4 separate regions of the Homo sapiens genome follow, and all the other regions are linked to region 1. Evidence: chromatin contacts called from ENCODE Hi-C or POLR2A ChIA-PET data. All regions are on one chromosome and are shown on one strand. Each heading gives the region's core, a stretch centred on a gene start or an enhancer-like site at or near the end of the contact. The rest is flanking DNA. Distances are from core to core; before and after follow the strand shown.

What was found. Hi-C counts contacts between places; a loop is a spot of excess contacts on that map. ChIA-PET counts read pairs that join two places held with the same protein, here RNA polymerase II (POLR2A). Pooled maps may share reads with other maps.
Region 2: a loop to region 1 is called in a pooled map, with 8 times the contacts of the local background. The contact joins the promoter of TSR1 here to the promoter of INPP5K in region 1. A Hi-C loop is called at or near these places in 6 of 50 pooled maps.
Region 3: a pooled map shows a loop between it and region 1 (4-fold over the local background). The contact joins the promoter of HIC1 here to the promoter of INPP5K in region 1. A Hi-C loop is called at or near these places in 1 of 168 maps with a recorded cell type or tissue (naive thymus-derived CD4-positive, alpha-beta T cell) and 6 of 50 pooled maps. POLR2A ChIA-PET finds 5 or more read pairs at or near these places in 1 of 52 experiments (MCF 10A).
Region 4: a loop to region 1 is called in a pooled map, with 7 times the contacts of the local background. The contact joins the promoter of DPH1 here to the promoter of INPP5K in region 1. A Hi-C loop is called at or near these places in 1 of 168 maps with a recorded cell type or tissue (naive thymus-derived CD4-positive, alpha-beta T cell) and 8 of 50 pooled maps. POLR2A ChIA-PET finds 5 or more read pairs at or near these places in 2 of 52 experiments (CD4-positive, alpha-beta T cell and HEK293).

What each region holds. Positions count from the first base shown.
Region 1 is chr17:1,513,750-1,518,908 of GRCh38, reverse strand. INPP5K (inositol polyphosphate-5-phosphatase K) reads left to right here and starts at 2,297. Exons shown (of 12, transcript NM_016532.4): 1 at 2,297-2,453; 2 at 4,930-5,037. The coding sequence starts at 2,410. It overlaps PITPNA (phosphatidylinositol transfer protein alpha), which reads left to right. Exons shown (of 12, transcript NM_006224.4): 12 at 1-1,191. PITPNA-AS1 (PITPNA antisense RNA 1) reads right to left here and starts at 1,990. Exons shown (of 2, transcript NR_028514.1): 1 at 1,816-1,990; 2 at 813-1,191. RefSeq lists a silencer at 1,912-2,211.
Region 2 is chr17:2,333,748-2,338,906 of GRCh38, reverse strand. It overlaps TSR1 (TSR1 ribosome maturation factor), which reads left to right and starts at 2,450. Exons shown (of 15, transcript NM_018128.5): 1 at 2,450-2,576; 2 at 2,767-2,870; 3 at 3,177-3,396; 4 at 3,513-3,647; 5 at 4,011-4,435. The coding sequence starts at 2,480. SGSM2 (small G protein signaling modulator 2) reads right to left here and starts at 1,406. Exons shown (of 24, transcript NM_014853.3): 1 at 1,162-1,406. The coding sequence starts at 1,218. RefSeq lists silencers at 723-1,032, 1,063-1,162, 1,263-1,372, 1,473-1,782, 1,813-1,942 and an enhancer at 2,173-2,282.
Region 3 is chr17:2,052,301-2,057,459 of GRCh38, reverse strand. It overlaps HIC1 (HIC ZBTB transcriptional repressor 1), which reads right to left and starts at 2,357. Exons shown (of 2, transcript NM_006497.4): 1 at 2,222-2,357; 2 at 1-789. The coding sequence starts at 769. RefSeq lists silencers at 1,264-1,383, 1,434-1,843, 1,884-1,933, 2,074-2,573, 3,324-3,793 and 4 more.
Region 4 is chr17:2,027,275-2,032,433 of GRCh38, reverse strand. It overlaps DPH1 (diphthamide biosynthesis 1), which reads right to left and starts at 2,281. Exons shown (of 13, transcript NM_001383.6): 1 at 2,204-2,281. The coding sequence starts at 2,264. RefSeq lists enhancers at 1,350-1,941, 1,942-2,533.

The sequences.
Region 1 (5,159 bases), core at 1,048-3,547:
ATGCATCTGGGTAGCATCTCAACTGCTGGTAGCATTTATCTGACTTGGAAAGTTGGAGAAGAGGCATTCCTACTGGAGAAAAATGTCAGTGTTTTCCTATAAGCTCTGTGTTAGCTATTCATTATATTTGTGCTTAAAGATGTTCCTTCATTCATCAACTAGGGGAAGTCCAGATGCGGGTTATCTTGAAAGAAACAAACTGACATTCTAGGCAGACAGTTGTCTATGTGGTCTGAGGGTCAGCAGCTGTTAGTCTCCTTCCTTTGGCTCTTGAGACCCACACATATCACTTTAGCCCTAACAAGGGCTCCTCCCACCTCCACCTGTTGCCCCAGTTGAAAAGCATCCATTATGAGCTGAGGTCAGCCTGGATCTGGAATTGCAGCCCACATAAACATAAAGGAGGATGTCCCTGGTCTGTTCCATCCCCACGGATGGTGTTGCTGCTGGGCAACAGTGTTGGCTTCTTTTAAGTACCCCCTTTCCTCCTCACCCACCTCCAAACTGACTAGCACTCAGAGGGACTTATGATAAAGGTTCAGCTCCAGGGGTAGTACCTGAGTGTGTGCCATGCCCCTTCAGACCAGCTGCTTCCATCAGAATTCCAGGGTCACAGCCCCAACAGAAGCAGCAGTGCCTCTGTAGGAGGGGTGCTGGGCTCTGGCCTTCTCATGCAGAGAGGTCCGGGACAGGGTCAGTATCGTGGGCATGTGTATAGCTTCCCAAGTTCTTTTACAGTCCCTGCTGGGACTCCCTGACTTACTTTGGTTGGTTCCTAGTGCTACTTGTTTTACAAACTACACTTTGTAGAATTGATTAGATTACCTTGTTTATTTAATGTGAGTTTGTGCCTTTTTGTCTCAATCTTCCAATACAGGTATATTGAGAAAAAAAGCAGTCTAATAAAATCCTAGACAGAACTTTCTGGAGTCCAGTTTGGTGATGTCCATTTTCCAGCTGTATGTATCCTCAAACTTGCACTGATAACCGCCATTTTACCAGGGCAGGATTAGGAAGAGGTACAAAGGTGTGTCTGAAAATTTTTGCACGTGGATTTCTGCATATAATAGTCCCGTGTCAGTTTACTTATGCAAACATTGCACATCTGAATTGTAATTCGGCCGTTTCCTACTGACAGGATGTCCTTTTGCTTTTGTCTGCCTCCTCTTCACATCTTCCTCTTTATCCACCCTACCAAACAAGCAAAACATTTATTTAAAGTAGTTTTAGGCCGGGCGCGGTGGCTCACACCTGAAATCGCAGCACTCTGGGAGGCCGAGGCGGGTGGATCAGCTGAGGTCAGGAGTTCGAGACCAGCCTGACCAACATGGCGAAACCCCATCTCGGCTAATTATTATTATTATTTTTTTTTTTTGAAACGAAGTCTCGCTCTGTCGCGCAGGCTGGGGTGCAGTGGCGCAATCTCGGCTCACTGCAACCTCCACCTCCCGGGTTCAGGCGATTCTCCTGCCTCAGCCTCCCGAGTAGCTGGGATTAACAGGCGCGCGCTATCAAGCCCAGCTAGCTTTTGTGTTTTTAGCAGAGACGGGGTTTCACCATGTTAAGGCCAGGCTGGTCTTAAACTCCTGACCTCAAGTGAGCCGCCCGCCTCGGCCTCCCAAAGTGCTGGGATTACAGGCATTGAGCCACCGCGCCCCGGCCTACGTTTCATTTATTGACGGCTAATTCTGTAGGAGTCCAGGAATCCCCAAACGTCCCATATGCAATAGGTAATCCAATAAGTTTGGAGTAGAAGCCTGAAAGTGGGCGTGGAGAACGGAGGCGCTCCCGCAGTAGCAGGAATGGGGAGATTACCTGCAGCCGGGGGGCGGGGGAGACCGGATCCCAGGCAGGACAGTGGCTAGGCTGCGTGTCCCCACCCCCGACCCTCGTTTGACCCCTGGGAGCCGGGGCGAAGACAGCACAAGGACGGAGCCCTCGGATCCCTCACGAGTGGGGCAGAGGCTGCGGCGGCGGCGAAGAGACAACTTCCGCCGGAAGACGGCCCCTGGCGCGGGGCACGCTGGGAGCTGCGGACGGCGGGCGCGGGCTGGGCCGGGTCTAGTGGCGGCCGCACACCTCGCGTCGTCTGGGGCAGTGTTGCGCGTGCGCTGATGACAGGCCCGACACGCCCCTCTTACGTCCGCGAACCCGTCTTCGCTCAGCCTCTCGCAGCTTTGCGCTCGTGGGAGAGTCCCGCCTCCTTCTGCGAACCGCACCACCCAGATCCCGGGGTGCGCGGAGGGCGCGTCTCTGACGGAAGCCGGGGCGGACGGTCGGAGTCCGGAAGAAAAACAGTCCGCGACAGCTAGGCGCGTGAGACCGGCCGCCCGCAGGGCTGCTCTGGCCGGGACCCGCTGGCCGGGAGACGCGAACCTGCCGGACCACCGCGCGGGGACGACGGCGGCCATGAGCTCGCGGAAGCTGAGCGGGCCGAAAGGCAGGAGGCTCAGGTGAGGGCACCCTGGCGGCAGAGGCAGGCCTGCTCGGGGGGATCGGCGCCCCTTGGGCTGCGGGCTGGGGGTGGACAAGGCACCAGACCTCCATGACTGCCTTTGGTTCAGAGGCGCTCTCGCCTTCTCCCACGCCTGTGTCAGGTGGGCTGTGTTGGGCCCGAGCCTCGCGCCCCCTCTAAGCCGAGGCCGCCAAGCTCGTTCCCACTGGGGCGCAGCAGGTGTCCCGGTTGCTTTCTGGAGAGGACAGCCGTGTGGGGTTGTTTGAGGTTAAAGACATAACGAGGCCGTCACCCTTCGGCTCTCGGTTAGAAATCTTTTTCCTACTTTTCATCAGCACATACATCAGGAGGTCTGCCTGATCCCATGGTGAACCCCGGGAATCCGAAATCAGATTGAGATAAGATCCTTTAGGGAAGTGACTTAGCCTGGTCTCTTGCCTGCTCTTTCACGGGGAACAACGCTAATCGCCCACTTAGTCTAAGTCACGATGCTTGGATTTGCTGCTAATCGTCGGATTTGAGAGTGGGAACAAGAAATCCGGACTTTTGCTCTCCATCCTCTTAGAGTGAGTCTGGGAAAAGAAGTCTCTGAGTAAAAGGTCTTTGTTCCTTAAGCCTCTGTCGGACAGCAGGGGGAGATCGTAAACAAATGAAGCTCAAAATCTCAGGCCGAGTGCCTGGGAAGGTGGTTTCTGTATAGTGTTGTTTATGCTAACAGGGAGGGACAGGAAGTTGCTTTAAACTGGCCAAGAATTTCTTGAAGTGCTTTTGAGAACGTCGACCTCTAAGGACGGGGTCTGTTGGAGGAGAGATGTTTTGGCATTAACTGCCCTTTTCTCCCATCCCCCTGTACCCTCTGCCATTCCAGATCTCCAGCTGCTGCAGGTACTCCTCATCGTGTGCCTAGGACTCATGCTAGGCTGTTCCTGGTCTCTGCAGGGTCTGTAGCTCCTGCCCGCTCTGTGCTCCGCACAGTCTGAGGCTTCTTGAAGAGCTGCTGTGACTGACTGTTCCACTAAAGACATCTGTAGGTCTCTCTTTCCTGAGCCTCTGACTGGATCCAGTGTCATTGAGGCCCCTTATCTAGTTTTCTTGCTTCCCTAAGACTTGTAAGCTGAGGTGGAAAATATCCAACTGATGACTTTTCCCCAGAGAGTACTCTTTATTTTTCACGGAATACTACGCAGACATAGAGCATAGACTCTTAAGAGAGATGTCGAGAAACCTGTTACTTAAAAACTCCTTGGCCGGGCGCGGTGGCTCAGGCCTGTAATCCCAGCACTTTGGGAGGCTGAGGCGGGCGGATCACCTGAGAGATCAGGAGTTCAGGACCAGCCTGGCCAACATGGTGAAACCCCGTCTCTACTAAAAATACAAAAGTTAGCCAGATGTGGTGGCACACACCTGTAATCCCAGCTACTTGGGAGGTTGAGGCAGGAGAACTGCTGGAACCTGGGAGGCGGAGGCTGCGATGAGCCGAGATCATCCCAGTCCACTCCAGCCTGGGCAACAGAGTGAGACTCAGTCTCAAAAAAAAAAAAAAAAAAAGTCTCGCTGAAGTGCTTGGCAAAATTGGCTTGCTCCAGGGATCTGCTAGGGAGGAGAGAGGAAGGGAATATGGTGGTGTTATCTCTTTTATTTTTTAAATTCCTCTGCCCTTGTAGTGCTGAGGCCTATCACAAGGTGAAATCTGAATCCCTAGGATCTTCCTGGTGGTCTTAGGAACACTTGGGGTGAGAAGTAGGGATCAGAAGTTGCCGACTGAGCCATAGATGATGACAGAGGGGTGTGGGTGGCTGGAGGAGCTGATGGAATTAATACATTCCTGGCAGTTCAGCCCCCTAACCCTTCGCTAGCCTGACCTGAAATTCTTGGGCTCCCTTTGGCGACTCTGCTATATCAGCAGCACCAGTGCTGCCGGGTGTGGGTGGCTGTGAGCCAGCATGGAGGACCCAGTCCGGGGTGGGGATTTCTTGCTTCAGCAGAGAAAGGTGAGGACGGACAGCTGATGGTTCAGTATCCCCATTCCCTCCACCAGCACAGAAACCCACATTTCCCATCATGAGTGTGGCAGATTGCAGTGACATAAGCAGGCCTAGACCCCGTGCACTATCTTTTTTTTTTTTCTTTTGAGACAGAGTCTCACTCTGTCACCCAGGCTGGAGTGCAGTGGCACAATGTCGGCTCACTGCAACCTCTGCCTCGTGGGTTCAAGCAATTCTCCTGCCTCAGCCTCCAGAGTAGCTGGGATTACAGGCGCCTGCCACCATGCTGGGCTAATTTTTGTACTTTTAGTAGAGACGGGGTTTCACCATGTTGGCCAGGCTTGTCTCGAACTCCCGACCTCAGGTGATCCGCCCACCTCGGCCGCCCAAAGTGCTGTGATGACAACGTGTGAGCCTCTGCGCCCAGCCGACCCCGTGCACTATCTTATCCTCCTTCCTCCATGACTTCCCTCTGCATCCCTTCCGCAGCATACACGTCGTGACTTGGAACGTGGCTTCGGCAGCGCCCCCTCTAGATCTCAGTGACCTGCTTCAGCTGAACAACCGGAACCTCAATCTTGACATATATGTTATTGGGTAGGTATCTGCAGGCTCCTTCGCCCATCCCTGACCAGTCCCAGGTTTCCCTGTGGGAAGCACTGTGACCTGCCCTCCTCCGCTCTGGAGTCTGAAGGCTGGGAGCTTTCAGCCTGCTTCAG
Region 2 (5,159 bases), core at 1,201-3,700, 820 kb before region 1:
TGGTATTTTTAGTAGAGACGGGGTTTCACTATATTGGCCAGGCTGATCTCGAACTCCTGAGCTCAGGTGATCCACCCACCTAGGCCTCCCAACGTGCTGGGATTACAGGCGTGAGGTTATATATATATATATTAGGGAGACGGCATAGAGACTCAAGGTCACACAGAATTAGGTCCAGACTATTCCAAAATGTATGCTTTCCAAACACCAGGCCTCGAAGTCTCCAAAATCAGCACATTTATTTACCAAACAGTCACGGAGTGCCTACAGTATGCCAGGCACTGGATACAAGGCAGTGGACAAAACAGAGGGTCTCCTGCCCTGGTGGAGTTTACTTACCAGGCAGACAACAGCCACAGAGGCAGGCAGGGGAAGGAGGCCCAATGTATTCTAAGCTGCGCTGTGGGTTGGAGCTCTCCAGCTCTCATATGGGAGTGAGTCATTCACATGGTCACTGCCCCCCACCCGAAATGGAAATGGGCTTTTGGGCAGGGTCAAGGTAAACGGAGTTAGTAGAGGGAAGGACTACTTCTCTTTCTGAAGTAGGGGGGCTTCCCTCAAAAGGGAAAAACTTCCGAGTGTTAAAAACCATTCCAAACAAGCCCCTGGTCCCTGGCTAAGGAGGTGGGCGTGGAGGGAGAAACTGAGGTGTGCGGCGCACCCCTCCGGCAGCGATCACTCCGTAGCTGGAGGCACAGCGGACGTCGGACAAGGGGGAGCTCAGCCCGCACGACACCCACTTAGGACGTGGGGAAGCTCGGCCCGCACGACACCCACCTGCGCCGCGGGAGCTCGCGCGGGGCCCCGCCCCCTCCCCTGGCGGCGCGGGCACTGAATGGGCAGCTCCGGATCCAGCCATCCCCGCCATCGCCGCCACCCCTCCCCCGGCCTTGGGCTCCCAGCGCCGCTGCCGTCACTGGGCGGGGAGCTGCGGGGCTGCGAAGCAAACAAGCCGGGAGCGCCGGCCGGGTCCCCCGGGCAGAGGGGCGCTGCCCTCCCCCATCCGAGAAAGGGGAAGGAGGCGCAGCCCGTCCAGGACCCGCCCCGCCCGGCCCAGGTTCGGCCCGGGTGCCCGCGCCGGGGGGTGGGCGCGGACCTTTCTGCCCCCTGGGCCGCGCGGGCCAGGGCGCGAGCCCCCCGGGGTTCTTGACTCGACTTTACCTCCTTCTTCACGTTCCACAGCAGTTTCTCTTTGACTGCGTCCTCTGCGCTGCCCATGGTGTGGCAGGAGGCGGCGCCGAGCGGTCCTCAGAGCCCCCGCGCCCTCGCCGCCTCCGCGCCTCTCGGCTCAGCGCCCCACGCGCAAGGCGGAGCCCCCGCCCGCCGCGCTCCCGGCCCGCCGCCGCCGCCGCCGCCGCAGCCACTGCCCGGTGCTCGGCTCCGCAGCCATCTTCCGAGCCCCGCACAGACGTCAGGCGGCAGGCCCGGCCCCTTCCCACAGCCGGAGGGGGGTTGCGCACAGCGACGGGGGATCGGGGCGGGGAGAGGCCGTGCGCGCCTAGGGGCGGCAGACCCGGGCGCGCGCCACGGGGGTCGCTGTCATGGCAACGCACCCGCTCCCGCATGGAGGGCGCGAAGCCGCATTGTGAGCGCTGGCCCTGGAGCCCGCGGCCCCGCGGCTGAGAGCGAGCCTCGGTCCCGCTGAAGCTCCCCTGACTTCTGCCTGCTCCCTCTCCCGACGGGACGGAAAGGGCCGGGGCTCGGGCATGGGGTCCCCTGCGGTCCGAGCCTGCCCACGGCGAAGCCGGTGCAGCCTGGCCCCGTGACCCCTCTGAATCCCCGTCCGGCCGTCGCCGTGCAGTTGTCAAGTTTCTGGGAAGATTAGTGGGAGCGCAGCCGCCCGAGCCCGACGGCCGGAGGGTCGCGGCCAGTCCCCCTTGCCGGGTCGCCACGTCCCACAAGGTCCTTCCCGGCCGCTCCGTGGGAGGCGGGGCGCAGGTTGGAGTAACAGGGACGGGCTTGAGCTGGTACGGAACCGGGCAAGGTGAGAGAAGTGTCTTCCACGCGATTCCCAAGCCTCGCTAGGGAATCGAGGGAGAAGAAAGGTTGCTCAGAGTGATAAAGAACATGCCGTTGCAAACGGAAGAGCAACGTGCCCGAATCTAGGTGACAGGAAGGGCTTAGGCCTTTTCGGCACGAATGGAGCCTTCCAGTCAACATGCTTCTACGTGATGCAGCTTTATAGCGCAAAAAAATGACAATGCAAGGGGTACAAACAGCCCTGCTAGACCAACAGCCCGAGCCTCGACAGTCTACATCCGGCGCCTTCAAGCCCCCAACCACACACTGCGAAGTGGGAAAAGTTCCCAGCGCGGCTTGGCGAACCCGCTAACACGGCGCTCTCACGAGCTGCTGGAAAAGACCTTCGCGAGAGGGCGCAGGGAGTCCCGCTCCCTGGAGGGCCCGCCCCCTTGGAGGGGACCGGAAGCGCTTGTCCTGGCCCGGAAGCAGTGCTGACTCCGTACACGCGCGCTGCGGCATGGCGGCCCACCGCCCCGGCCCGCTCAAGCAGCAGAATAAAGCTCATAAAGGCGGACGGCATCGGGGTCGGGGATCTGCACAGCGGGACGGCAAGGGTAAGGAGATAACGTAGAAGGAATAAGGGCTATTTGGCCGTTATTAACTCTTTTTCCTCATGCCCAGACTGAGCTTCTGTCTCCCGTCTGGGCTCCACGCGAAAGGCCCTTTCTAAGGTGGGCGGAGAGGAGTCCCTTTTCTTGACCTTGTGGGGCCGATCACACCAGCCCCTTCTAATCTGCCATTCAGGCCGTCTGGCACTGAAAACCCTAAGCAAGAAGGTGAGAAAAGAACTCAGCAGAGTCGACCAGAGGCATCGCGCCAGCCAGCTCCGAAAGCAGAAGAAGGAGGCGGTGAGAGGAGCGGGATTTGGGAGAATGCGGCTTCTCTGGTGTTCTAGGTGGCTAATGCCTCGAAGTGGAAAATGAGACCGGGAGGAGGGTCCAGGGACAGAGCATAGCCCTAGAGCACGTGTCGAGCGTGCAGGTCTAGCATTCTTTGCTTTGGTCAGAATTCCTGCCACCCCGCTGGCATACCTGTGGTCTTTTACTAGAGAGATGCTGGTTTTGGGTAGGGGGAGCATCTGTGGGAGTGGAAATGCAATGCTGGAGTGAAGTACTGAGACACTGAGATGTTCTCGGATATCTTTCTATTTTCAGGTTCTGGCAGAGAAGAGACAGCTGGGTGGCAAGGATGGCCCTCCTCATCAGGTACTGGTGGTGCCCCTGCACAGCAGAATTTCCCTGCCAGAGGCCATGCAGCTGCTTCAAGATAGGGACACTGGAACAGTACACTTGAATGAATTGGGAAACACCCAGAACTTTATGCTGCTGTGCCCCCGCTTGAAACATCGGTGGTTTTTCACCTCAGCAAGGCCAGGTTAGAGTATACACCAATATTTTGTATTATGTTTGAGTAGTGGTATTTTTTTTTTTTTTTTTTAGAATAATGTGCTGGTGCCAACCACCTCTTCTTACTGTGTCTTCTATCTGCAGGGGATCTGCACGTTGTGTTAGACATGGCTAAAGTAGCTGATACCATCCTGTTCCTCCTTGATCCACTAGAAGGCTGGGACAGCACCGGTGATTACTGTCTTTCCTGCCTCTTTGCTCAGGGCCTTCCGACCTATAGTAAGTGAGTTAGCATTTATTGTGCACCTTTAATTTGTCAGGCACTATGCCTGGTATTTGATACAGGAATACAACTGATGGATCATATTCAGCTGGTGGTGGGATGTACACATATGGATTAAACTTGATCCATTGTTTACAGATTATCACTCAGGGTGTCTTTTTGTTTTTGGCTGTCCTTTGCCCAGAGAAACAAGGATATGAAGTTTGATTTCACTGTGAAATTCCTTCAGGGTAGTTCAGTGTTGGGCTTCCCAGTGATCTCTGGGCTTGCAACTGAGCTATTAGGTTGTTTGTGAACTGCAGAGGGATTTTTATGTAATGAAGCAGTAGGTCATGAAGCGTTTTCTCTTTCGCTTACAGCACTAGCTGTCCAGGGGATTTCTGGCCTCCCACTGAAGAAACAAATAGATACCAGGAAGAAGCTAAGTAAAGCAGTGGAGAAGCGCTTTCCGCATGACAAACTCCTCTTGTTAGACACTCAACAGGAGGCAGGGATGCTGCTTAGGCAGTTGGCTAACCAGAAGCAACAGCATCTTGCTTTTCGAGATCGGCGGGCCTACCTATTTGCCCATGCTGTTGATTTTGTTCCTAGTGAAGAGAATAACTTGGTGGGCACCTTGAAAATTTCAGGCTATGTTCGAGGGCAGACTCTGAATGTCAATAGGTTGCTGCATATCGTTGGATATGGTGATTTCCAGATGAAACAGATAGATGCCCCCGGAGACCCTTTCCCTTTAAATCCTAGAGGAATTAAACCCCAAAAGGACCCAGACATGGCAATGGAGGTAAGACTGATATTCTTAATTCATGTTCATATGAAAGTTGGCACAGGAAGGAAACTTAAATTCAGAGAAGATAGTCTGTACACTTAGGTGAATGAGGAGACTGCTAGTCTGAAGTAAGGCAATAGTCAGTTATAAATAGGTTGATAAATCACATATTTATCCAGCACTTTCTAGGTAGTCTGCACTGTGATTGGCTCTGAGTTTATAGAACACACTCAAGATGTGGTTGCTTTCCTCAAGGGACTTAATTGGGCTGGAACAAAATGGCATGTGTGAAATAAAGATTGAGATAGCATATGGTTAGAGTGCGGACCAGCAGTGGAAGTTGAGAAAGTAGACTAGCAAGCTTCACATAAGAGATCAGACTTGAGCTAGGTGTTGAGAAGGATAAATGTGATTTATGAGTTGAAGAGGGATAAAAGAATATCCTAGAAGATAAGAGACAGAATGAACCTAGGCACAGTGGTGGATCAAAGGGTTTATGTGAACCTTGAAGAAATCAGCTTGATGGGAGTGAGGTACGTAATAAATGGATAGGAGTGGGAGCAGATTAAGAAAGACCTCAAGAGCCAAGCAGAGACTTAAAATACCCTGGAAATTAGAAAACAGCCATTGGAAAAGTTTTGACAAGTTTTAGCATTCTGTCGCACTCATCTTATACATGAGGACTGATATTTCTGGGTCTTTCTGGTTACTGTGTTAGATTTAGGAGATTTTTGGTTCA
Region 3 (5,159 bases), core at 1,108-3,607, 540 kb before region 1:
GGCCGGCGCTGGGAGGGCTGTCCGGGCGCGGGGGCAGCTCGCGCTCAGCCAGCGGCCGCTCTGGCGCCGCGGAGCCCGGCGGGCTCTTCTTGGACAGGTCCAGGCCACAAAGAGGGGAGCAGCGGCGCTCCGAGGCACAGAGTGCGGCGGCCGGGCCGGGTCCCGACGCGTACAGCTCGGCGCAGTGCGTGTTGACCGCGGCCTCTGGGCCCGAGGGCGGCTCCGCGGCAGGCGGCGGCGGAGGCCCGACTGGGGACGGGTAGCAGGCCTGGATGACCGGCGTGGCGGCCCGCAGGCCCCGGCCCGGCCGACCATAGGGCGCGTAGCCGCCGCCGCCGCCGCCGCCGCCCCGCAGGTGGCAGTACTTGCCGTGGCGCTTGAGGCGTTTCTTGCACAGCGCCACGAGGTCGGGGATCTGCAGGTAGCTGGCGGCGGCCAGCACGGCGCCCAGGCTCGGCTCAGCCCCCGGGGCCACGGCCGCGGCCGCAGCCGCCTCTGCGCCGTCAGCCAGGCGGCCGGTGTAGATGAAGTCCAGCACCAGGCGGAACACGGCCGGGCTCACCATGTCATGGTCCAGGTTGAGCAGGTTGTCATGCACCACCAGGGACTTGAGGTAGGCGCTGCTGGCCGCCAGCACGTTCTTGTGCGCGCGGAAGAGGGCGTTCTGCACCACGATGATCACGTCGCACAAGAAGCCCTTGGTGCGCTGGTTGTTGAGCTGCAGCAGCAGCTGCCTGGAGTGGCCGGGCGCCTCCATCGTGTCCAGCATCGTCTGCCCAGCACACTCTCCTGCGGGGACACACACCGGCCGGGTGAGAGCCGTGCGGCGCCCTGGCCGCCTGGCCCCAGCCCGGCACTTCTCCCCTCCACTTCCCCTTCCCTCAGCTGAGCGGGGGCATCAGCCCTGCGGCCTGGGCACCGGCGAAGGACCGGCTGCCCTCTGGAGTGGGAGCCCAGGCCGGCCCGCCCGGACCAGGAGAAGGAGCAGGAGGTGAGCGGCCGCCGGTGGAGGGGAGGCCAGGGCGGCCTGCACGCCCCAGGGCACCTGGCTGGGTGCTGGGGCTTCCGAGAAGAAAACTGTTCAGGCGCAGTGACCCTTTTGGAGACAGTTACCCGATTTAAGTAAAATGTCCGCTTCAGGAAAAGTCATTCAGGGCGGAGAACTTTACCCAAGTAGGGAGAAAGGGAGCCGAGGAACCAGCGCCTCCCGCCTCGGGAGAAGTTGCCCCAGTTGGGGGAAGTGATACGGAGGAGGGGAGCGCGGTGCCCGCCCTGGCGCCGCCCTGGCCGGGGGCTGTCAACCCTCGGTCGGGGCCCGGGCGGCGGCCGCGCGGGGAGCGGAGGCAGCGGCTGCCGTGGCGGGCAGAGCGCGAAGGCCGGGCCCGGCGCGGGGAGGGCGTTATATCGGGGCAGGAGGCTGAGGCAGGAAGCAGGTGGGGGGGAGGGGGGAGCCACGCAGCTCCCAGGGGAGGGAGGGGGCAGCGCCCCGGGCGGGCACGGCGCACAGCCGGCTGCGGCCCTGACCCGGGCCTGCGCCCCACCCGCGTCCCGGCCTCGGCCTGGGCCCTACACGCGCGGGCCCGGCGCCTCCCTCCGCGGCTCCCCCGGCCCCTTCTCCCCCGGAACTCCGCCGCCCCAAACTTGGGGAAAAGTTTTCCAACTGCAGACAGGGCGGGAGGAGTGCGCCGGCCCCAGGCCCTCGGCTCGCAGCTCTTCCTCGCGGCCCCCAAATCCGGCGGCAGAGCCCGGAGCCGAGCCCTGAGCTCCCCTGCCCGCTGCTCGCCCGCCCGACCCCGTTCCCCTCCTGGCCCGCGGGGCCCCGCGGCCCGTTACCTGCGGTCCCGGCGGGCCGGGCTCCCCTCCCCGCGGCGGTGGCAGCTCTTAGCCGATGCCCCACCCGCCGCTGCCAGGCCCCGAGCTGTGCCAGGGCAGCGCCCCTGCCAGCCCCGCCCGCCAGCTCCCCTTCCCTTCCCTTCCCCTCGCCTCTCCAGCCCATGTGCGGGCAGAGCCGGCCCCGGGCCGCTGACCCCGCCGTGAACCCGGCGCGGAGCCGCGGCCCGGTGGTCCTGAGTCCGAAAGGGACGACACCCGGAGCCCTGAACGCCAGCCGCCAGCCGCGATGGGGCACCCGCGCCAGAAGATGCACCCGAGGCGGCCGACGCACGAGGACCGGGCTGTCCCGGGTCCCCCGTCCCTCCCGGTCCCCGGCTCGAGGACCCACCTGGGGGGCATGTCGAAAGCCCCGGGCCCGGCTGACGGCGGATCCAGGGGGGACGTGGCTGCGCTGCCCTCCGCCCGCCGGGCCCCCGGTCGGTCTGTCCTGCTGGTCCGTCCTCCCCGCGTCCTGGTCGCGTCTCAGCCCCGCCGCGCTTTCCGCACACTCTTATCTGGAGCGGCCCGGGCCGGCGGGCGCTGCTGCGGCTATGGCGCCACCTCGCGGGCGCGCAGGGCTCTGCGCGGCAGGCCGCTGCCTTCCTCCCGCGCACCTGAGCTGGAGGCGCACAGATGCTGAGCCCGCGGGGAGGGGCCCACCCTACCCGCAGGTTCGCCCTCCCACCTGTACCCACCTGGGACCCCGACCCCGGACACGCGAGTCCCAGAAACCCTGGGGCTTTGAGCTGAGCGCTCCCATGTACGTATTTCTAGGCACACAGCCCCAGTTCGGAAAAGTCCTGCCCGCGAGCACGGGACTCGGGTGGTGGGGGAGAGGTTATCCTGCGCAGGAGTAGCCGAGCTCTCCTGGAACTCCCCGTAGACATTACTGTACGGCACTGTCCACTTGGACGCACTCCCCAACACACCCACCCTCACTCAGGCGCATGGATTCGGTGTGCGCGGCATAAACTGATTTGTCCCCAGCCCTATCCAGGCACTGATACTAACAGGCGCTCATGTTTCCAGAAGCACACCCGCCCCTTCCCGCAGCCCTAGCGCTCTGGGATACTCCAGGGGCAGCCACGTAGGGCCCTCCGGGAACCTGGGCAGAGGTGTTACCCACACAGCCCGCCCTGAACTTTCGGGTCTCCTAAAGGAACCCACGACGAGTCATCAGGGCGACTGGAAGTGGCTGGACAGCGCCTCCGGGGGGTCCAAAGAAGTAACCATGGGGCCCTAGAATCCCCCTGTACGCCGTTTTGAAGAATCCCGCGTGGACTTCTTCTCCAACCCACCCGCCCGAAGGAAACAACAGGGGCGCCTGCGGCTGGGACCCCGCAAGGTCCCGCGCCCCACGTGAAGGTCAGGTTTGTGTGGGTGACGTCTCTTCTGGGAGAAAGGGGACCCCGCACTGTCGCGCCGCTGCTCGCAGTACTACTCCGGAAGTGGCCCCGTGCAGCCCCGCCGCGCACCAAGCCTCCTGCGAACGCCGGATCTCCGCGGCCCACGCTCCGCCTCCGCCCCGCACCTCCTGACCCCCGCCCACACACGGCGTGGAGCGGGGGGGGGGGGGGTCCCCGAGAACTCCGCCGCTTCCGATTGGCTGCGCCTCCCTCCACCGCGGAGCGCGAGGGGCTGGGGCGCTGCGTTACCATGGCAACCGGTGAGGTGCGCCCAGATCCTGTCCCTCCGAGGCCTTGGAGAGCTTAGCAACCGCGCTCGCCGCCCCCCGCGCTGTCCTCTGGCCCCCATGGCCCCGCCAGAGGTACCGGCTGAGTCACCGGGCGAGGGGCAGCGGGCGCGGCTACCAGCGGCCCCCGAGCGACACCAAGGTCTCGGGCGCCCCCCGGAGGCTCCCTTTGCTGCGCAGGCGACTTCACGGCTTCGGTGCCTGGCGGAGGCTTCGGTCCAAACGAGTCCGCCTGATTCCCGCCGCTGCCTGAGTCCGCCCCATGTTCTGGATCCATCTTACCCACTCCCTCTCCCATGTCTCCCCATAGCATCCTCACTTTAGAAGCAGTGAGGTCCCAAAGAGGAAAACGGAGGCCTCCGGAGCTGCCGGTCTCTAGGGAAGGCGGACCCCGACATCTCGCCCGAGGGACGTGCTGCGGCCTGAGGTGGAAGTTACGGAGTGTTGAGGGGAGGTGGAGAGGCTCCTCATAAGTGCTCCTAGAGCTGGGCTTTGACGGATGAATAGGAGTTCTTCTACCGAGCAGGAAGGCATTTGTGAATAACAGAATCCCTGGAACAAAGGCTAGCGGCAAGAAAACTGGAGCTCTAGTAGGCCAAATCCAGACTATGCAGGGCCTCTCTGACCCCATCTCTTTTATCTTTTCTCTTTTTGATAGAGTCAGATCCCCCACCCCCGACTTCCAAAGAGCCCCTCCGCCCCATGTATCTTGTGCAGTGGAGTCTGTGCATTGCTAACCTGCCCCAGGGGTCTGCTGTGCCCACAGTCTTTATTCTTCAGCGTTCCCCCACATCCGCTCCCCAAGTTAACTTACTGCCCCTAACCCCATCCTCAAGCCCTCATTGCTTCTGTAAGGGAGGGTCTCACAGCCCTGCCCCAGCCCAGGCCCCTAACCCCATCCTCAAGCCCTCATTGCTTCTGTAAGGGAGGGTCTCACAGCCCTGCCCCAGCCCAGGCCCCTAACCCCATCCTCAAGCCCTCATTGCTTCTGTAAGGGAGGGTCTCACAGCCCTGCCCCAGCCCAGGCCCCTAACCCCATCCTCAAGCCCTCATTGCTTCTGTAAGGGAGGGTCTCACAGCCCTGCCCCAGCCCAGGCCCCTAACCCCCTCCTCAAGCCCTCATTGCTTCTGTAAGGGAGGGTCTCACAGCCCTGCCCCAGCCCAGGCCCCTAACCCCCTCCTCAAGCCCTCATTGCTTCTGTAAGGGAGGGTCTCACAGCCCTGCCCCAGCCCAGGCCCCTAACCCCCTCCTCAAGCCCTCATTGCTTCTGTAAGGGAGGGTCTCACAGCCCTGCCCCAGCCCAGGCCCCTAACCCCATCCTCAAGCCCTCATTGCTTCTGTAAGGGAGGGTCTCACAGCCCTGCCCCAGCCCAGGCCCCTAACCCCCTCCTCAAGCCCTCATTGCTTCTGTAAGGGAGGGTCTCACAGCCCTGCCCCAGCCCAGGCCCCTAACCCCCTCCTCAAGCCCTCATTGCTTCTGTAAGGGAGGGTCTCACAGCCCTGCCCCAGCCCAGGCAGGGTGAGGACCGCCTTGCCCTCCTGTGCACTTCACTCTTCGACCTTTCTCTCCCTGCCCCGCTCTTCCGGCCATGC
Region 4 (5,159 bases), core at 1,032-3,531, 510 kb before region 1:
TAATTTCCATGTTGTGAAATCACTGGGAATCGAAGACTTGAGCCCATGAATAGAATATGGCTCACCTTCTTCCTCAGGAGAACAGAGGTGACACCAGGGGCTAAGGGGCAAAGAATGAGTCTGAGTCCATATACTGCTCCCTGATAGAGAACAGCCCTGCGGAAAACCTAAGAGTCAGTCTAGCCAGCCCAGCCAGCCTGGGAGAATGTCCCCCCTCTCCCACCTCCTGAGGACACCTTGAAGTTTTGAGCTTCTAGATATGAGGTCTATAAGCAAACCGTTAAACATGAATACTAACTTAAAAGACTGCCCTCCTGACTCAGAACCCCACTGACTGTGGCCACACTGTTCGTTCTTTCACGCTTACCTCTCCTCATTTAAAAGGGAAATAAACATCATACATTTAACTGACTTAGCTGTCCCATTGCTCCTCCTTACTCTTAAACCAGGAAGGATGGAAAGAACACTTGAGTCAGGGTGGTGGACGTACCAGTAAGGACAGAAAAGTGACCTTGTCCCTTAGAGACCAGCAGTCTAGTGGGGGAAAAGACAGGTATACACATAATTACAACTCCTGGAGTAAAGGGGAAACCGTAGCCCTTAGCAAACTGCAACTCTTACTCTGGTCTCATCCTACTCCTAAGTAGGATAAAAAATAATAAGCTGAATAAACAATTCATCTTATTATTTTTTAAGGCAGGGTCTCACTCCATCACCCAGGCTGGAGTGCAGGGGTGCAATCATGGTCCACTGCGGCCTCGACGTCCTGGGCTCAAACGATAATCCTCCCACCTCAGCCTCCCCAGTAGCTAGGACCACAGGCATGTGCCAAGACGCAGGGCTAATTTTTTTTTTTTTTTTTTTTTTTGAGACAGAGTCTCACTCTGTCTGTTGGCCAGGCTGGAGTGCAGTGGTGCAATCTCGGCTCACTGCAACCTCAGCCTCTCGGACTCAAGCAATTCTCCTGCCTCAGCCTCCCGAGTAGCTGGGATTACAGGCGTGTGCTACCACACGCGGCTAATTTTTGTATTTTTAGTAGAGACAGGGTTTCCACCATGTTGGCCAGGCTGGTCTCAAACTCCTGACCTCAGGTAATCCGCCCGCCTCAGCCTCCCAGAGTGCTGGGATTACAGGTGTAAGCCACCGTGCCCGGCCACGCACGGCTATTTTTTATTTTTTTGTGCATACAGGGTCCCCCTATGTTTCCCAGACTGGTGTGGAATTCCTGGGCTCACACAATCCTCCTTAGCCTCCCAAAGTGCTCAGACTAAAGGTGTAAGCCACTATGCCCTGCCCCGACAATTAAGCTTAGTTCAACCCCGTTATCTCTTCAGGAGCCACAGAGTCTGAGGATATGAAAAGGCAAGAAATTAACTTATTCAACGAATATGTATTGAGACTGTGCTATGTGCCACAACTTCTGCTAGGGCCCCACACTATGATAGGAGGGACCCGCCCAGACATGAGGCTTCACCCACTGTGTGGGCGGCGGTGGGGATGGTCCAGCGGAGGCTGGGGCCCTGAGATCAGATTTGAACGTTACCACTGCTATGGTTTTTGGCCAGTTGTTTCAAAAGCCTTGGACAATCAGCCTAGGCTTCCTAGGCCCATTACAGATCCTCCTCTGACAGGTCCCTAGTGGTCGCTGGCGTGTAAGGAACTGCTAACATTAGCCCTTCAATGTGTCCCAGGGACCAGTAGGCACCTCCTCCTTTATCACGTGGCTATGATATGTTTACATTAACATTCCCCCAGTAGACTGAGATCTCTGATTCTAGTACCTGCACCCAGCGCAGGCCTGGCATTCGGTGGGCGCTCAGTTAATGCCTGGCGAATGAAACCTTTTGCCTCTTCCCTGAAAGCATTCCCTGAGGGCGCACTCGTAAAATGCCCGCTGCATCTGGCCTGGCCCTTTCCCTCCCCGTCGAGTCCATTTTATCCGTCTACCCGCCAAGACAAGGCTGTAGTTTCCGATTGGAGGATTAAGGGCTGCTCTCGGTCGTGCCCTAAAGCTGCAAAAGACTGGTACCCCTGGGCTCCGGCTGACAGCGACCCCGAGCTGGTGACAGCGGCCCAAGGCGACTAACAGCGGGATCTAGCGGAGAAAGGCGCCGCCGCCGTTAAAGGGGGTTGGTCCTGTCCCTAACTTGGGGGCCCCGCCCCGAGATGCGAGGTCTGGAGGGCGCAGCGTTCCAGCACCCACCTCTGCCAGGGCCGTCTCGGCCGCCCTGCTCCGCTGCCCCGGATACGACCAGCGCCGCCATCACCTGCCTGCGCATGTGGTACTAAAAAGACAGCGCTGGAAGAACGCGGAGAGCGCAGACATTGCGATCGATCGCCGATCGGCCAGCGGGGGCGGGGGATACCCGCTGGGCGGGGCCATAAAGGAGGAGATAGGGGCGGGGCTGTAGTGGGCTCCACCCCAGCCCAGAATGCCGGGACTCAGGATTCCCTAGAGGTCCCCGACTATGCAGTTGCCCTTGCCCTGCGACTTAGTCTCCCACTCCTCTCCCCGGCCGGGCACGAGCCTGGCACTCCCGGACCGGTGCTCTCCTATGTGCGAACTCCCTGCACGAACTCTGCAGGCCGAGTCTTGTGAAGGGGACACCCACCAGATGTTCCTTGAGCCCCCCCTGCCAGTCTCCCCTCCTGGTAAGCAGTGGTCGGTCACCCGGCCGCCGTGTGGGGCCACGTTCCCTACCTAGGGGGACTCTACTGTCCGGCAGGACAGAACTCAGGGACCACCAGCCCAGCTCCAAGTTGAGAGTCTTGGTGCAGGTTTGTGGATCGCCCTTATCAGCTTTTTAAATTATTTTTTTTGAGACAGGGTCTTGGTCTGTCGCCCAGGCTGGAGTGCAGTGGTGCGATCATGGTTCACAGCAGTCTCAACCTTCTGGGCTCAATTCATCTTCCTGCCTCAGCCCCCTGAGTACCCGGGACCACAGGCGTACGTTCAGCTAATTTTTTTTTTTTTTTTTTTTTTTTTTTTTAGTAGAGATAAGGTTTCACTATTTTGCTCAGGCTGGTCTTGAACCTCTGGACTCAAGCAATCCTCCCACTTTGGCCTCCCAAAGTGCTGGGATTACAGGCGCGAGCCACTGCACCCAGCCTTTATCACCTTTAGAATCCACTGCGTAGACCCTGTAGAAACTGCCCCTCTGGGGAAGGCCCACAGCCTGAGGGTGCTTTCCTGGGAAGGTGGGCAGTGGAGGACTGTGATGTCTAACCCTTCTGGACCCTGGCCAACCTTTGCCCTGCCCCTCAGGGCTGGTCTTTCTCCTGATCACTGGCCAGAGCCCCAGAGACCCCAAAGAGAAGACAGCCAGTGAGACGGCTTTGACCTGTGGAAGAGCAAAGTACCTGCAGGACTGGCCCTCAGCAGTCTGTCCCGTGGAACAATGGTCTTCCAGGTCTGACGGTCTACCCAGCCCCCTGGCATCCTCCTCCTCTCTCTGCGGTGGTGCTGTGATCACAGCTGGCCCTTTAAGTCAGCTCTGTGTCCTCGGGCTCCCCCAGAGGCCCTCCCTGCTTGGAAACCCCTAATTAAGGTGCAGGGAGAAGTAAAAACAAGCAGCCAGAGACAGGCCCTGCCTGGGAGGCTGCCCAGAGAGGAGGAATGGCTGGACAGGCAGGGAGTGAGCAGCTGAGGGACCATCACCAAGGGTCAGTGCTGTGCCCCCCAGGCCACCGGCACTCTTAGGACAGGTAGCTCTAGACAGAAAAGTGACCAATGTGGGTCCCAGGAACACTCCCCTCAACTCGATAAGCGTCCGGACTAGACCTTCCCATCTCCCCCCAGCTTCTCTGGATCCCCAGGGTGCAAGATCTGAATTCTGGGAGCTCAGCCCCTCCTCTCTCAGGACACTGCTGCCCAGCCTGTGGACAGCCTTAGCTGTGACTGCAGCATGGAGTTTCAAGGGGAAAGGACTGGCTCCAACTGAGCAATGGCTTCTCCCTAGCAGGCGCCATATCCCTTGGGACCTTTCCCTCATCAGAGGTGGGGCCTGTTTGATGGCAAAAGTCCCATCCCTCTAGTAACATTGCCCCGCACCCGCTGTGCCTAATGAGCTGCTCTGGCCCCCATTAGGAAGCCGGATGATGCCTAGGAGAACTGGACATGAAGAACAGATGTGAGAATGCTTCCCCAAGACTCCGTGGTGCAGGACATTGGGGGCTGCCATTCAGCTTGGGCTGAGGGCACCTCCATCTGTCTGTGGGGGTCTCCCTGCCTGAGTTACTCAGCAGTCTGAGTAATTACTGCCTGACAAGAAGGCGGGCACAGTGCACCCCCACAGTACACCACAACACCCGCCTTCACTCGCCCCCACTCCCTGGCTGGACTCCAAGGCAGCACCCAACCCTCCTGAGGCCTGAAATAACTCTGCTTCTCACACTCACGCCCAGCCCCAGCCAACTTTTCCTAAGACGCTAGAGTTTGTGGGCTAGGGGGTCATGGGGAGGCGGCTTGGAGAGGTGGAAGGAGGATTATCCCACATTCAGGCCCTGAGTCAGGCCCACACTTTATCGCTGATCTGTGATGTGACGTTGAGCAAGTTGTTCATCCTCTCTGGGCCTCGGTGTACTTACAGAGGACCTCTCAGGCTCCCAGTGTCAGGGCTAAGGCAGGCAGTGGGGTGAGCACTGCCTTGTAGCTGGTGGCTAAGAGAAGGAATACCTCACCTTCTGTTCTACGCCAAGAGGGACCAATCTTTTTTTGTTCGTGTTTAACTGCTCCTGTGGCCATGGGCAGTGTGCCCAGAGTAGCAGCCATCCATCTTTTTTTATCTTTAAACATTTTTTTGAAATAGAGATGGAGTCTCACACTGTTGCCCAGGCTGGTCTCAAACTCCTGGCCTCAAGCAATCCTCCCACCCCAGCCTTCCAAAGTGGTGAGATTATAGGTGTGAGCCCATGGTCCTCAGGAAGGACCAATCTTATCTATCTTCAGAACAAGGTTACTTCTCACCTTCAAGCATCTACGTGGAATGCCCTTCCCCCTTCTTAGTGTGGTGAACTCAGCCTTCAAGACCTAACTCCAAGGGCACCTCTTCTGTGACTGTTTCCTGATTATCTGGTAGCCCCTGGCAGAGCTAGCAGAGCCCTTTCGCAGTCTTTGTGACTTCTGTCAGTCACACTCTAAGATGGTTTGCGGGTCTTTC